2 separate regions of the Homo sapiens genome follow, and region 2 is linked to region 1. Evidence: read pairs that join two places in POLR2A ChIA-PET (ENCODE). Cell type or tissue: PC-9. All regions are shown on one strand. Links, peaks and the distances in the headings refer to the core of each region. The heading gives the core; the rest is flanking DNA.

Region 1 (11,208 bases), core at 2,668-7,667:
CCAGCCCCGGCACCAGCCCCGGTAGAGCCACGCCGGATGGTGACGGCGGCGTCCGGGGCCCCACAGTGCGGGCTCCCCCGAAAAAGTTTGAGAAAGCCAACTCGCCAGGCCTTAACATCCCTGGGATCCCACGTTGTGGAATTTCCACCGTTAATTGGGACTGTGTGTTAAAAAGATCGACCCGTGTTTGTGAAAACATGCGATTTCCATTAAGCATCATGTACACAAGGAGCACCACTCTACCATTTATGGATACAGAATTTCAAGTGATCTTTCCATCTCCCCCACCCCCATCTTATCTACAGACCACGAAGAGGTCTTAGGAATTCGCTCTCTTTTCAGGGGAGGGGAGCCCATTTAAGAAGGCGTTTCCAAGGAGTCCCCCAGAGTACTGGGGTGTCATGTTCGTTTCCTTAAGTGAAGCTCAGGGCCAGGAGGGCTTCACTTTTGCGTTCTTTCTACCTACTCTCCTTCTCTAATTACATCTGTTTTATTTTATTTTTCTTTCCTGTTGTAGTCTTTAGTTTTATAAATGGAAAAAAAGTAAATTAAGGGTTATGGGTCTTCACTTTCGTAGCTTCTAGGTGGGTATGAAATTGATCTGATTTGAGACTGGTGCTCCCAGACCATTGCCTTCAGCAGAAAGGCTATCTGTGCTTCAGAGATGGAGTGGCACTTGGACTTCTCTGTTGTTTTCAACTAAGAATATAAGAGTAAAAATGTGGCCGGGCGCGGTGGCTCAAGCCTGTAATCCCAACACTTTGGGAGGCCGAGACGGGTGGATTATTTGAGGTCAGGATTTCGAGACCAGCCTGGCCAACATGGTGAAACCCTATTTCTACTAAAAATACAAAAAATTAGCCGGGCGTGGTGGTACACGCCTGTAATCCCAGCTACTCGGGAGGCTGAGGCAGGAGAATTGCTTGAACCCGGCAGGGGGAGGTTGCAGTGAGCCAAGATCGCGCCACTGCACTCCAGCCTGGGCGACACAGCAAGACTCGGTCTCAAAAAAAAAAAAAAAAAAAAAAGAGTAGAAAGAAATGTGAAGCTCACTTTAGATCAAGTAGGATTTCTGCTAGAATGCCATGTTTTTCTTTTTAAAAAAGCAGGAGAAATAAACAGGCCTCATTTATTTTCTAACCTATTTTTCTTTCCTTAACCTCTGACTCTACCCTGAAGGCCTGCTTGGAGTCACATATGCAGATCGCACTAGTGATGTGGGTGAAACCTGTTTGCCCTTCTTGCCACAGTTTGTGTACCTCACTCCTCTTCTGTCTCTGGGATTCCAGGGGGCTGAATGGCCCAGAGAAGGCTCATCTAGGTGGAGTGGGCTCACAGAGCCTAGCATTTGGAGGGTGGAGATTGTTTATTTGTCCCTAAAAGTTGATGTCTGAGCATTCCAAATCATCTTCAATTAATACATCGCTTATTTTTTCCAAGTTGCTCAAAATTCTGAGCACATTCTCATTTACATCTGTATCGAGTTAGTGTTAGGCATCATCATCTCCACTTTGCAGATGGGTGCCTAAGGCGGGGATGAATGGACTTTTGTAAGTGCAGAGCTGGAGCAAAGTTTAGGTCACAGCTTTGCCAAGTCATTGTTTTGTTTTCCTGGGAGTAAACCGGAGATTTAGTATGGACCTGGCTGGTTTAATTATTGTTTTGGGAAAAAAATCTAAAACTCATTCCAACATGTCTTGAAATGAATTATAATGTTGACTCTAAAGTCTCAAAAAAAAAAAAAAGTTCTAGTACAGCAGACTGCCTTGGGTTAAACCTTCTTCTAGGAAGGTGTCACTCTAGGAATTCTTTCTTACTGAGTTTTCTTCTTTTCGTTGTTATAGTTAATTAGAGAAAGTAAATGGAATTATCATTTTGTAGTTGGTAGACTTTAACAAGCCTCAGCGATAGTCTTTTAAAGACTGGAAGTGCTATTTGTCTTTTGGGAAAAATAGTTCCTAACATCTGGATGAGTAATCCAGGCTTTCCACTTTCACTGACAGCCTAAATCAGTCAATCAGTGTCGATCAGTCAGTCAGTGTTTATTGACGCCCACTCAGGGTCCCAGGCATTCCCTGTCAGGGAGAGAATTGAATGAGATCAAGTTTTTCATTGTTCTATCAAAGAAGCTTCCACCATAAATGTGGTTTGATGGTGCATGCTACCTGCTACTCAGCCTAGCTGTCAAAGCAACACTGGTAAACATAAAGATGGCTAGCAATTATTAAATGCTTACTATGTGCCAAATACTGTTTTATTACTCTATGTGATCTGATATAGTTATATTTCATGATAGCACTATGATTATTTCCATTTTATAGATGAGGAAACTGAGTCACCAAAAGGTTAGGTAACTTGTCTAGGGTCACAGAGCCAGTGAGTGGGGGTACTGGAATTTGAACTCATGCTATCTGGCTTGGGAGAGCCCACTTTTAGCCACTGGATGCTCTACTGATGTCTCTTTTGGAATTCACTGTGATTTTCAAAATGGTATCTCCAGAAACTCCTCCAATTAATCCCTGAAATGTAAGGGTAGTCTCTTTTTCTTTTCTAGAAACCTGATCCTGGCAAAATGATTAGCTTTAACAGTAGGATTAATTTTTTTTAAATGTATATAAAAATACTTGTATGTAAGAAATCCTAAAAGGGTATTTAGTGAAAAGTAATTCCCTCTCCTATTCATTTTCCCCACCTAGAGGCAATCACCCTGGAGTTTTATGTGTGTCCTTCTAGAAATACTGTGTGCACATATAAGCATTTATTATAACATGTGAATTTTGCTCTCCAGCTTTTTGTGAATATGCATGTTTATAGCAGTATCTATTCACCAGGACCGCATTTAGCTTTGCAATATTCGGTCTACTTTGAACACTGAATTTTCTGATTATTTCTTTCCCCTGGAGACGTCAAAGAAAACATGAACACTAGCCTTTTGAATTCAGGGTTTTCTTTTCATTTTATTTTCATTTGTTCATGTGTTTGTATTTACATACATTGTGCCTGAATATTGTACATGTATGTGACAGTTGTGTACTGTAGAATCAAAAACTAATGTCTGTGAACTGAACTCTTCTTGAACTTTTTGTTGTTGTTGTTATTGTTGCTTTTGGAGATAGGGTCTTGCTCTGTCACCCAGGCTGGACTGCAGTGGCACAATCACAGCTCACTGCAGCCTTGAGCTCCTGGTCTCAAGCAACCCTCCCACCTCAGCCTCCCAAGTAGCTGGGGCTGCAGGCATATGCTACCTGACTAATTAAAATTTTTTTTTTTTTTTTGTAGAGACAGGGTCTCACTATTTTTACTAGTTTGCCCGGGCCAAGCCAGTGTTGAACTACTGGCCTCAAGTGATCCTCCCACCTTGGCCTCCCCAAAGTGCATCCCTACAGGCATGAGCCACTGCACTCAGCCTGAACTTTCGAAATTTATTTTAAGGGCCCACTTTTAAATGCTTCTTTTCAGCAGCTAACTTTCCAGCGGATGCTTCATGTGGTGCCAGCCATACAGATACGCTTTTAGAACTTGAGCTTTGGAGAAGCTTATGCTTGCTTTCTGCTCTCTCCTGAGGTCATCAGATACTTCCCTTGTTCAGTAACAAAGAAAGTGAGACTCTTTCTGTTACCTAATAAAAGGCCAGTCTGTCCATTTCATTTTGGGTGCTATTAACATTGTTGACCATTTACAATGTCACAGGCCCTGGCACTGAGCACATCATGTGCAGCCTCACTTAATTTTCACACCAGTGCCCTGAGGTTTCTAGAAAAGAGGAAGGGCCCCAGTTTAGGTGGCAGTACTTTTCAATTTGGAGGCAGGAGATCCCAGTTTTCCTCTGACCTCTCTGAGCTTCCGTGTTTTTACCTCTAAGACAGAGAGACCAATCTCTGTTCAGCCACCTTAGAGGATTGTTTTGAGGGTCTATAAGATGATTGAGGGAAAGCTCTGAAACTGGTAAGAGTTAAATGTATGTTTGTGTTATGTTGATACGAGATTCCTCTGAGATGCTCTTTAGTCCAGGCAGGTTTATGGCTCACACAGCGTTCCTAGGGTCTCATTCTTCTGCACAGGCAGGCAGCTCCCGAGCCAGCCAGTCTGGACCCAAATGCCACCTGTGCTCTTGGCTGGTCTTGCGCATTCACCGAGGCTCACTGTACCTTGGTGTTCCCATTTCTAAAATAAGGCCTGTAGTAATCCCTACCTCACTGAGTTGTTGAGAGACTTCATGTAAATTGTTTAGCAGGGAGCCTGGCACAGAACAAGAGCCTAGCAGAAAAGTAAGCTGTTGTTACTTTAAGCAAATATTTAGCAGCCTAAAATGGTGGCTTTACCAGTTTCTGTAATGGTTGAAGTGATGACAGAATTCAGCCAATCCCACCCATAGTTTTTCTTGCTAATAAAGCAGTTTGTTTCTAAGTGTGTTTTGATGCGTATAATTAATACTTCCTGTCCTTGATTTTTGGCTGAAAAATGTCTTCTCTTCCTCGCACCCTCTGTTATTCCCGTAGTGAATATTTTCATTGTGGAAGAGAAATTCCCATTGGCTCATGGTTGGCATTTTATTTCTCCTGTCCAGAGACAATATTTCCACAGCCTCAAACGTGAAAACTGAAAATCTGGTGCCACTTACCACCTTGTAAAATCAAGTCATTGTAATTGTGCCAGTATAATCATTGATCTGAAATAAAAGCAGAAAATAAATCAATGGGTAGCTTTCTTAAATACATAAGAACTAAAGATCAAATGGGATATTGGAAGACTTTAACTTTTCCTCCATAATGGTGGATCTTAATTAAACACACAGAAGAACAATTTATAAAATAAATTCATAGGTTTGTTTGTTCTTTTTTAGTGTCAATTTTTAAAACTATCTCTTTTTTAATTAAAAAAAATAGAGATGGGTCTCACTATGTCGCCCAGGCTGGTCTCAAACTCCTGGGCTCAAGCAATCCTCCCACCTCAGCCTCCCAAAGTGCTGGGATTACAGGCATGAGCCACTGCACCCAGCCTAAAACTGTCTCAAAAGTAGACAGCATAATGAACTCCCATGTACTTATGATGTGGCTTTAACAATTATCAGCTTATAGTCAGTCTTGTTTTCTTACATAATAAAGTTACAGTTTCAAAGCCATTAGGAAGAATAGCTTGCTAATTATAATTACTTAGTTTTGATAGTGTAACTTTGTCCTCAGATGGGTAGAATCGTTACTCTGGAACAGGGGTGTCCAATCTTGGCTTCCCTGGGCCACATTGGGAGAAAAATTGTCTTGGGCCACACGTAAAACATACTAACGATAGCTGATGAGCTAAACCAACAAAACAAATCCCACAAAAATCTCATTTCTTTTTTTTTTTGAGACAAGAGTCTCACTCTGTCGCCCAGACTGGAGTGCAGTTGCACGATCTCAGCTCACTGCAAGCTCCGCCTCCTGGGTTCACGCCATTCTCCTGCCTCAGCCTCCCTAGTAGAGGGTACTACAGGCGCCCGGGGGTTTCACCATGTTAGCCAGGATGGTCTCCATCTCCTGACCTCGTGATCCGCCCACCTCGGCCTCCCAAAGCCCTGGGATTACAGGCGTGAGCCACTGCACCGGGCCAAAAATCTTATAATGTTTTTAAGAAAGTTTGCAAATTTGTTAGGCCACATTCAAAGCCGTCCTGGGCCATATGCAGCCCGTGGGCCATGGGTTGAACAAGCTTGCTCTAGAAATTGGTTTTCAGGCCGGGCGCGGTGGCTGACGCCTGTAATCCCAGCACTTTGGGAGGCCGAGGCAGGTGGTCACCTGAGGTCAGGAGTTCGAGACCAGCCTGGCCAACATGCTGAAACCCTGTCTCTACTAAAAATATAAAAAATTAGCCAGGCGTAGTGGGGAGTGCCTGTAATCCCAGCTACTCAGGAGGCTAAGGCAGGAGAATTACTTGAACCTGGGAGGCAGAGGTTGCAGTGAGCCGCGATCTCACCATTGTACTCCAGCCTGGGCAACGAGCAAAAACTCCAGCTCAAAAAAAAAAGTTGGTTTTCAAATCCTTCTTTCTTTACCATGTTACACCATAAATATTTTTGTTATATTGCGTGTGTTGAGTACTGGTGATAGGGAAGACAGAGAGAAATAGGTGGGAAGGAGATAGAGAGAGAGAGAGGGAGGGAGGAAGGGGAGACATAAGGGGGAAATCTATAGAGACAGAGACTGAGAGACAAATACAAAAAGGTTGAGACAGGAAAGGGAAAAAAAAACAAGCTGGGAGGGAAGGAAGACTGAGAGAAGGGAGACAAAGAGGAATAGGATGGCCAGTGGGGCTGGGGTGGGTGGGTACAGAGAGAGAATGAGTGAGAGCAAGAGAAGCGCAGGAGACAGATGATGGACAGGCAGCTGATGTATGGATGGGTAGCTGGAGAGAGAGGCCATCAGTAACTTCACATCTCTCTGTTTCCATTTCCTGCCCTCAAATGCCTTCATAATAGAGTCTACGTAATAAGGTTATAGGGATTCAGTGCAGATGAAGTGCTGGCACTTGATACGGGATCAGTAAGTATTAGCTATTATTCTATCACATTAAGTTGCATAAACTTTAACCTCATTACTCTTAAATTCTCTATAGAAACCTAGTCTTTATCTGTCTTACAAGCCCTCAAATTTAGCTAATAGCGTTGTTCATTGAATACCTTAAAATTGTATTTAAAGACAGGCCGTGAATACAATTAGGCATTGCTTTTTGAAGCCAAAATACCATGAGGGTGGGGAGGGTCATGTTCATTTACCCAGATCAGCAATAAAAATACTAATGGCTAACAAGGCTTTCTGGGGAAATTGCCTGTCATTGGGTAGCCCAGTGCCTCTGGTGTCAGCTGACCCCGGAGTCCATGAAGACATGTTAAAAGAAGAGGAAATGTGAATGCTTTCAAACCAGCCATGGCTGGCAGCAGAAGGGGAGGCCTTTCAGTCTGTTGCAAATGGCCTGTGACAATAAAAATGCCTTTGTGGGTATTAGCAGGCTGACTGTGGACAGTCTGGATCTGCGGCCACTGCAGGGATTCCTGGAACCTGTTGGGAAGGTGTCCGGCGAGCTCACTGTGGTGTCTGTTAGGAATCTGGAGCAAATCCTATTTCTTTTGAAAGCACAGAGAACTGTGTTTTTACATTATACCTTTAGGATTTTGGCCATGGTTTATATTTCAGTCAAAACAAATCATTATGTTCCCTAGGCTTTTATATAGGTTTTCCTGGTCAGGTTGCATTTGTTTTTCAACTTTACTATCTGTCATTATTGCTGCTCTTATTACAGGTTAACAGATTATTAAACTGCACTTTTCAGTACCTTGTAGCTAAAGACAGACAAGTGCAGGGTGTTCCACATCTGAGTTCACCCAGCAGTGCTGTGTTGTTGCGTTGCACTGAGCAGGCACAGAAGGCTCTGAGATATGAGAGACTTGGTCTCTACCCCAGAGGAGTTTACATTGTTGTGGTGGCAGAAGAGAAGGCGTGGCATAAGAGAAGACGCGGTTGTTCTGTAGTGAGCATCCCAGTGTCAGGTGCCACAGTTGGCATCCATGCAGAAATTCTCTGCATGCAGGATTCATTGAGCCCTCCCGACAGCCCAACTAGGTTGATGCCATGCCGTTGTTGCCCTGTTGTGCAGTTGAGAAACTGAGGCTCAGAAACAAATGTCTTCAAGACATGCTGGTGCTGAGGTTTGAACAAGGCCTGTCCACCCAGAGCCCATGCTTTTTGTACTGCTGGGGACATGTGAACAGATTGCTTACTGGGTGATAGATGCAGGGTGGTGATAGAGACAGACACCAGGTACCCAAATGGGTTAAAGGAGAAGCATCCTGTTGTGGGCGAGGTGATGGGGAGGAGGAAGGACCGGTTAGAGAAGGTTTATGGGAGATGGGGAGGCCAGGAAGAGCAGAAGAGGCTGGGGAACGAACTCTAGGGAGAGTAAATGGCACTTGTCACAGTGCAGTCAGGAGAGGCAAGCAACAGGAGGCCTGGGGGATCTGAAAGGAGTTTGGAGAGGCTGGAATGGAAAGCAGGAGTAGAGGGCCAGATGCTCCCAGTCTCAACCCTGAAGAGCCTGGCATGCCTGCTTCAGGAGCTCAGACTTTTACTATAGTGGTGGAAGGAATAACAACCCCAGCCATTTTTTGAGGGCCTGTGCATGCCTAGGCCCTCAAAAACATGTCCCATGTTAGCTGCAAACTGCCAGCTACCCTGCAAAGCACATCATGATCCCAGCATTGCCCCCGATGACACTGCCAGTAAGTGGTAGCTGACCATTGGGAGACAGGGCCACCTCCCAAGCCCATGCTCTCTTCTGCCTCTCGGCTGGCAGCCATCTCTAAGGGATTTGAAGCAAGAGAGTGACCTGGTCAGGTCTGCATTTGAGAAAGATGGCCCTGATAGTAGGGAGTGGAGGTGGAATGGCCAAAGGGGGACCCAGCCAAGGGCGTGGTAGAGCATGGAAAGGACAGAAGTGATGAGAGATTGAGGAGGAAAAGTGCCAAGATGCAGGGTGGGAACTGACAGAGGATGACTTCCAGCCTCAGTCCTGATATGGGCGTCAATGGCAGGTGTTCAGAATGGCCTTGAAGATAGTGGCATCTCTATTTATGAGTGTCTTTGTACTCCATTTCCAGTAATTGGAGACTTTTTCACCGTAGATTCTTGGAAGGTGACACAATTTTTTTTTTTTCCTTTTTGGTTGAGGGAGGGGGACAGGGACTGTGTATCTTCAGAAAGGTTAATATTTGAGGCCAAGGCAGGCAGATCACTTGAGGTCAGGAGTTCAAGACCAGCCTGGCCAACATGGTGAAACCCCGTCTTTACTAAAGATATAAAAATTAGCTGGGCATGGTGGTAGGCGCCTGTAATCCTAGCTACTCAGGAGGTTGAGGCAGGAGACTCACTTGAACCCGGGAGGCGGAGGTTGAAGTGAGCCAAGATCGCGCCACCGCACTCCAGCCTGAATGACAAGAGTGAAACTCGGTTTCCCCACCAAACAAAAAAAGAAATACCTAGTTTCTACCAGAGACAGTCACAGGCACTGTACTTCTACTCTGGTTTGTTACCTGTGTTCTTAAAAAAATTAAATGCTACATTTTAGTAAGAGGTTAGTGAAATAAAATTTTAATTTTTCCCATCAGAGGACATGGAGCCCTTGAATTCTATCCCAGACTCCCAGGGTCTTCCAGGTTAACAAGTCCTGCACTAAGGAATTGGCTCAGTAAAACCTCAGCATTCTCACAGGAAGAGCCTAAAAAGGAGACTGGGATAAATTAGTGAGAGGTCCAAATTATGCAATTTTCTTTTAAAATAAATGCAGTTTTATTACTTTCCACTTGTAGCCATTATAGGCAGTAGATTAAATGAGTTTCTAGAGAAACCTCCTTTAAAAATAAAGTTATTTAATTAGTCCAAGGTTTAAATATTTCCCCTGGAATCTTTTACATGACAATGTCTTAGCCAGACAATTTTTAAGAAACAAAATTCTCCATCCTAACTCCTATCCCCATCAACAGTCCAAATCTTAACCTTTCTTTTTTTTTTTTTAGACAGAGTCGAGCTCTGTTGCCCAGGCTGGAGCGTGGTGATGCAATCTTGGCTCACTGCAACCTCCACCTTCCGGGTTCAAGCGAAACCCCTGCCTCAGCCTCCCGAGTAGCTGGGACTGCAGATGTGCACCACCACGCCCAGCTAATTGTTGTATTTTTAGTAGAGACGTGGTTTAGTAGAGACGACCTCCCAAAGTGCTGGGATTACAGGAGTGAGCCACCACACCTGGCCAGAAACCAGGTGTTTGATATCAGGTGACGGTTGTGATCATTGTTCGCACCACTACTTTGAAATGACATAGTTGCCACTGGACCTTGTTATTTAATGTGCGAATAAAGAGACAGTTATTTAAGGCATTAATAAGAGCTATATTACAAGTTTTTAAAAGTCTTTTGAGGACTGTTTCAAAAAGTCTTTTGAGGACTGTTCTCCTTTGCAATCCTCTGTAAATGCACCATTGCATTCCAACCCGGGCAACAAGAGCAAAACTCTATCTAAAAAAAAAAAAATTCATCCACAGGACAGCGCTGGCCTTCCGTTAGACTTTTGCTGTTGAGTCTGTAAGTTTTCAGCAGCTGTGTTTCTCCAAGGAGCGGGGCTACTGCTGGTTCTTTACGTCTTTCCCCCACTGCCCTGCCCCTCCCTGCACCCTAGCAGCTGACACAGTGTTTTGGGATTTGAAGATAACACAAAGGCTGTGTTCAGTTAAACGTATGTCTGTGTGTGTGTGTGTGTGTGTGTGTGTGCTTGTGTGTGTGTGTGTTTTAATAATTTTAACTTCTCTGGGTGAAGGTGTAAATTACAAAATAAAGGACCATGTAGAAATAGATAAAATGACTTTCATCAAGCTCAAAATGTGGGAAATAATACTTTTCCTCTAAGCTCATATTTTGAAAAGTTGTTTGAGACTGTTATAAAATAACTTGAGAATAGTCTGAGCATGATCTCATCCGCTGGAACGGAGTATGAAATAAAACACGAAGCCTCTTTTTAGAAGGATCTGTTTTATAGATTTTTAAATTACAGAGATTCCTTGAACTGGAGGATAATAGCGAAGGACCCACAAAGGAAATATGAATAAAGCAGCACAAGTTTAAATAATTGAATGTGAGCAAAATTAAAGGGAACGTTTGTCACGTCTGACATGCTCCATCCTCCTGTCCCCCCCACACTGAACCGTCTCCAAGAACCTTCCGGAGAGCCCACAGTGTGAACAGTAATGAATGCTCCATAGCTGGCCGCCTTGCACTCTAGTGGGAACTATGATGTTGGGCACAAGTGCCAGCAGGAAGGTGGGAAGCTTCCCGGGGATGTTTTTCCTGGAGGTCAAGTCCCCCCTTGGGCTGTGAAGTAGCCGGTACTGGGGTTCATGGGCATTTCCCTTCCCTGACTGTTCGCCAGCGTCTGGCACAGCACCAGCAGCCCCTGGAAGTCTAGGCCAGATATGCCATGTCCGAGAATCTTTTGTAAACATTTTTCATCAGTGACTCACAGCTTTGAGAAAGGATTATTTTTATATAAAACGATCTTTCAATTTTACTTTAAAGACCCAAACCATTTTCTTAGAATACTGTCTAAACAAGTTAATCATGCACAGATCCAGTGAATTCTGTGGCCTGGTTCTTATAAAATTTCCAAATAATTTTATACTGTCATAGACAGA
Region 2 (5,000 bases), core at 1-5,000, 230 kb before region 1:
CCAAGGCCAGATAGATACATGATAAGTGACAGAAGGGAGGTTGAACCTGGGTCTCTGTCTCATGTGCCATAATAGTATAGTACTTAAACATGTGGACTTCAGAGTCTGACAGATCAAGGTTTGAATCCCAGCTTTGCTAGTCATTAGCTGTTTGACCTTGGGCAAGTTCCTTAACGTCTCTGAGCCTGTGTTTCCTCATCTGTACAATGGACCTGATGATACCTGCCTCATCAGATTATCATGAGGGTTATATCATGTTATTTTCAAGCTTTAAGAAATACTACTCCCGGGCCTGGCATGGTTGCTCATGCTTGTAATCCCCTTTGGGAGGCCAAGGCAGACAGATCAACGAGGTCAGGAGATTGAAACCATCCTGGCCAACAAGGTGAAACCCCGCCTCTATTAAAATACAAAAAAATTAGCTGGGCATGGTGGTGCGCGCCTTTAGTCCCAGCTACTCGGGAGGCTGAGGCAGGGGAATCACTTGAACCCAGGAGGTGGAGATTGCAGTGAGCCGAGATCGTGCCACTGCACTCCAGCCTGGCGACAGAGCAAGACTCTGTCTCAAACAAAAAAAAAAAAAAAGAAAGAAATACCACTCCCAATGTGAGAAAAACTGTTTCCATCAGAACTAGTTAGTACAGACATATTAAAACACATATGTGACTGAAATGAAAGTTTTATGAAATACATTACCCTTATTATATATGGTACATTCTGTTTTCTATTTCATTTTTATTAATAAAGCTGGTTGTGACCCCCTATATTGATTTCATGACACTGGCGTAAATGAAAGTAAAGCTTAGGGCTATGAATATACTATCATAGAATTCTTTTTCCTCTTAGGCTCTTGAGGAGAAGGTGCAGGGCCCAACACGTCCCTGGAGGCTAGGGTAGGCCCCCTCATCTGTTGCCTTCTGCCTTCCCTGCTAGACTGTAAGCTCCCTGAGGGCAAAGGTGGCTTTGTTGACTGTTGTATCCTCAGGTCCTGTCACAGTGCTCAGCACCTGGAAGGCGCTGACTTGTGAGATGAAGAATGATCAAGAGAGTTAATAGCACAAAATTAAACAGTGATAAGTGTTGAAACCCACAAAATTAAAGGACAGGGGAAGATGAAGGGGTACAGAGTTTGCATGGGCACAGGCCCCTCGCCTGCATGCCACTCTGAGGGCTTGGGTGCAGTGTGATCGCACCTTCCTCTTCAGTAAGATGGGAATGGCAGTGACAGTAGCTGCCTCAAAGGTGGGTTCTTGTAGGACCAAGTGGGTTCACGCAGGTGAGGTGCCCAGGAAAGCACCTAGTGTGGCTGGGGGTGGTGGTCTTTCCACTCACAGAAGCTTACAGTAGACTACAAGTAAGAGTGATGTGATTGGCTGGGCACGGTGGCTCACACCTGTAATCCCAGCACTTTGGGAGGCCAAGGCAGGCGGATCACCTGATGTCAGGAGTTTGAGACCAGCTTGGCCAACATGGTAAAACCCCATCTCTACTAAAAGTACAAAAATTAGCCAGGCATGGCGGCACACACCTGTAATCCTGGCTACTTGGTAGGCTGAAGCAGGAGAATCGCACGAACCCGGGAGGCGGAGGTTGCAGTGAGCCGAGATCGCGCCGCTGCACTCCAGCCTGGGAGACAGAGCGAGACTCTGTCTCAAACAACAACAACAACAAAAAAGAGTGACATTATTGAGATAAACTTGAATTTACTTTCACTTTTTAAAAAATAATTTGCAAAATTAATAAATTATGCTTGCCAAAGGACTTTCAGCTGAACTCAGCATGTCAGTGTTTTGTGGCCCTGGAGCAAGAGTTGCTGCCTAGAACACAGGAAGCCTTTGTAGTGTCCCTGGGGGAAAAGCTTTCTAAAAACGCCCTGAATCCTCACCGCTAAGTGTGTGTTACTGACCTGAGCTGGGGTGTGGAAAGCCATTGGTCAGTCAGAGGAGACTGCAAATCCAAAGAAGAGGCAGAGGAGGGGGGATTGTTTTCAAAATCTAAAAAGGAAGATTTGGGTTATTTGTTTTTACAGTTATAAAAACTGGTATTCCTCTCTCCCCACCCCCCCCCAACAGACTCACTCACCTGCCTCTGGCCAGTGGTTCCGTGTGGGTGCCAGCCCGTGCTGGCTGTGCTGTCGTGAAGGAGGAATTGGCATTTTTGTTCCTTGTGCTGGGGTGGGAGTGGGGGTATAACTATTAAAGCTGATGTGGCCGGGCGCGGTGGCTCACGCCTGTAATCCCAGCACTTTGGGAGGCTAAAGTGGGCGGATCACCTGAGGTCGGGAGTTCGAGACCAGCCTGACCAACATGGAGAAACCCCGTCTCTACTAAAAATACAAAATTAGCCGGGCGTAGTGGCGCATGCCTGTAATCCCAGCTACTCGGGAAGCTGAGGTAGGAGAATCGCTTGAACCCAGGAGGCAGAGGTTGTGGTAAGCCGAGATCACGCCTTTGCACTCCAGCCTGGGCAAGAAGAGCGAGACTCTGTCTCAGGAAAAAAAAAAAGCTGATGTGTATTGCAAAGTTGCATGTATTTCCCAGTGCAGTTTTGTTTCTTTTGGAGGAGAAAAAAAAAATGAAATCTTTTTTTCTTCACTAATAGGGAAAAATGTGTCTGATCACCTTTTTTTGTGTTATTGTTTGTTTGATTGATTGATTTTTAAGATTGTTCTGCTCTGTCACCCAGGCTGGAGTGCAATGACACGATCCCAGCTCCCTGCAACTTCCACCTCCCCGGTTCATTGTGCATCAGCCTCCCGAGTAGCTGGGATTACAGATGTGCACCACCACACCCAGCTAATTTGTGTATTTTTTTTTTTTTTACTAGAGACAGGGTTTTGCCATGTTGGCCAGGCAGGTCTCGAACTCCTGGCCTCAAGTTATCTGCCTGCCTTGGCCTCCCAAAGTGCTGGGATTACAGGCATGAGTGACAGCACCTGACCTGACCTCCTTTTTTTTTTTTTTTAAGATTATTATTAAAATTGGCAGAGTATTACTCTTCAGAAAGAATTTATGATATCGTAGGATGACTCACAGCCCAGGCAGTTCGTATTATATAGTGCACAAGGGAAACGAGAACTACACCTGTATATGCTGGAATTGCTCCAACGGGACCTTTAGAAGCAAGAAGATGCATTGTCAACCAGCACACACCATTAGTGGAAACAGGACTGATTTTACCCAGCATTTTTCCTTTTTTACAGGAAAATGAGTGTAGTTCCATTCAATTGAATATGATAGGTGTTCCCATCTGCCTCCTTAGTGTGACCCCTCCTCATTGCGAAGACTGAGGAGAGGTTCCTGTTCCTGGAGTTGGACATAGAAGTTGGCCATATGAGTACCCAGCGCCCCTGATCTAACTGCTGGTTTTCATTTTTAGGCAGCAAATGGGAATGTTCCGAAGGGAATGAAACTGCAATCACATGTTTCAGCCTTGGGTGGACTCCAGCATTTGCATGGAGGAGGGAGATGATTTATCCTTCCTAAGCATCTGCCAGCTCAGAGTTGACTCTGGACTTGAACCTGATTTCCTCTCAGTGATGCGGCTCTCAGCAGCCCATCTATCTGTGGGATGATAGTGTGAACATTTTCATCTCTGGTCATTATGAGTGCCTCCACCGTGGCTGGCAGGAATGGTGTCATGTGCGTGGCACCTGTAACACATACTTTGCCAACAAAAAGGAATTGCCATTTTTGTGATGAGCACAAAATTTCAAATGGCTTTTGAACAGGAGCCCTCTGAATATTCTTGTGAATCTCAGGAAGTTCTTTATGGTAGCACTGCCCTTTGTTTCTGTGGCTTTTCTGGCTGAGACAGAAATTTCTGAAGATCATCGGCCCTTTGACATCCTTTACCAAACAACGCAGTGGACCAGAACCCACGGTGCGGCCTCATTCCCCCAGCTGAGGAATGCTGAGCACCTCTCCTCTGTGTTCTCATCATTTCAAGACATTTTAGTTCTTCTGGCTTCAGTAGATTCTTTACCCACTAAGAGGGGAATTCTGATAGCAATCAGGGAAGCTGAGCTTGACCCATAAATAGGAACAGCTAACCAAGCTCACAGGTACTCTGTCGTTGACATTCTCCTTTGGTGTGTTTCTTTTCCTCCCCACTGCCCTATGTGGCCAACATACCTCCCTCAGGAATGTCTCAGCCCCAACATTATTCAGGGGCTGAGTCTGTGGTGAGGATTTCTTTCCTGACCTGGTGATTGTCCAGTTTTCATGCAGAATGGGAGTTGTGAACACTACCTGTTCCAAGCAAGAATGTTTGTTATATTCAAACAGATAGGCAAAGAGAAAATTTTAAGAGTCAGTAAAAAACAATTCTCTTATCCCTGAGATAAGCAGATTAATAGTGTCTAGTGTCAATATTTTGGCTGTAGACCATTATCTTGTTATTGATCCAGAAGAAATATGGTATTGACTTAGTAGCTTCGTTTGCTTTTTGCTAGCATTGTTTTGCTTTGCTTTTTCTTCTTTTTAAATGTCACGGTCTGCTTTTTTTCCTTTGTCTCTTTACTGTCCAGTCGGAGAATGACAGCAGTGAGTTTGAGCACAAGCAGAGCAGTTGGCTCCCTGTTCTGATTCAGATGGAGTTCAATTGTCAAACCATTTCATTCTCTGTCCTCAAGTGGGTGTAATCGATCCTTTGCGACTTAGCTCATGTCCTTAGAATAACTTTCCCCAAAGACGTATTTCTGAATGCCCTTTTTAGCATGTTGTAAGGTGCATTTGGTTCTTTGTGATATGTTTAGGATTTGTATTTTTTCATTGTCTGCTGACTGTGTTTCCTGAGCTGCATTTTCCAAAAGAGAAACACTACAGAATCATTTTTGCTGATGGCTGGTGAAGGAGAGACACTCATCAATAGCTGAAAGAGGAGAAACTGGAACAAAAAGTGTAGCTAAAGTGGTTTTGTGGGAATGTGATTACAGAGTTGGTTTTAATAATAAGAGGCTGTTTGGCACCGTTGTCTTTGTGAAATGGGCTTGAAAGGCA

The links. ChIA-PET counts read pairs that join two places held together with the same protein. Peaks named below come from ENCODE experiments on the same cell type or tissue, not always from the same donor. Only the 100,000 strongest peaks of a DNase experiment are listed, where the experiment ranks them.
Region 2: POLR2A ChIA-PET joins it to region 1 with 6 read pairs; 3 of 35 experiments call an interaction of 5 or more read pairs at or near these places.

What each region holds. Positions count from the first base shown.
Region 1 is chr9:130,835,819-130,847,026 of GRCh38, forward strand. The region is part of intron 1 of ABL1 (ABL proto-oncogene 1, non-receptor tyrosine kinase); the gene reads left to right. Among named protein-coding and RNA genes, the nearest start is that of ABL1, 6.2 kb to the left of the region's middle. RefSeq lists a silencer at 1-9. In PC-9, for the core only: no CTCF peak of the experiment used is centred there; no DNase peak of the experiment used is centred there.
Region 2 is chr9:130,604,331-130,609,330 of GRCh38, forward strand. All of the region lies in intron 2 of FUBP3 (far upstream element binding protein 3), which reads left to right. Among named protein-coding and RNA genes, the nearest start is that of MIR6856, 19 kb to the right of the region's middle. In PC-9, for the core only: no CTCF peak of the experiment used is centred there; a DNase peak (open chromatin) is centred at 3,061.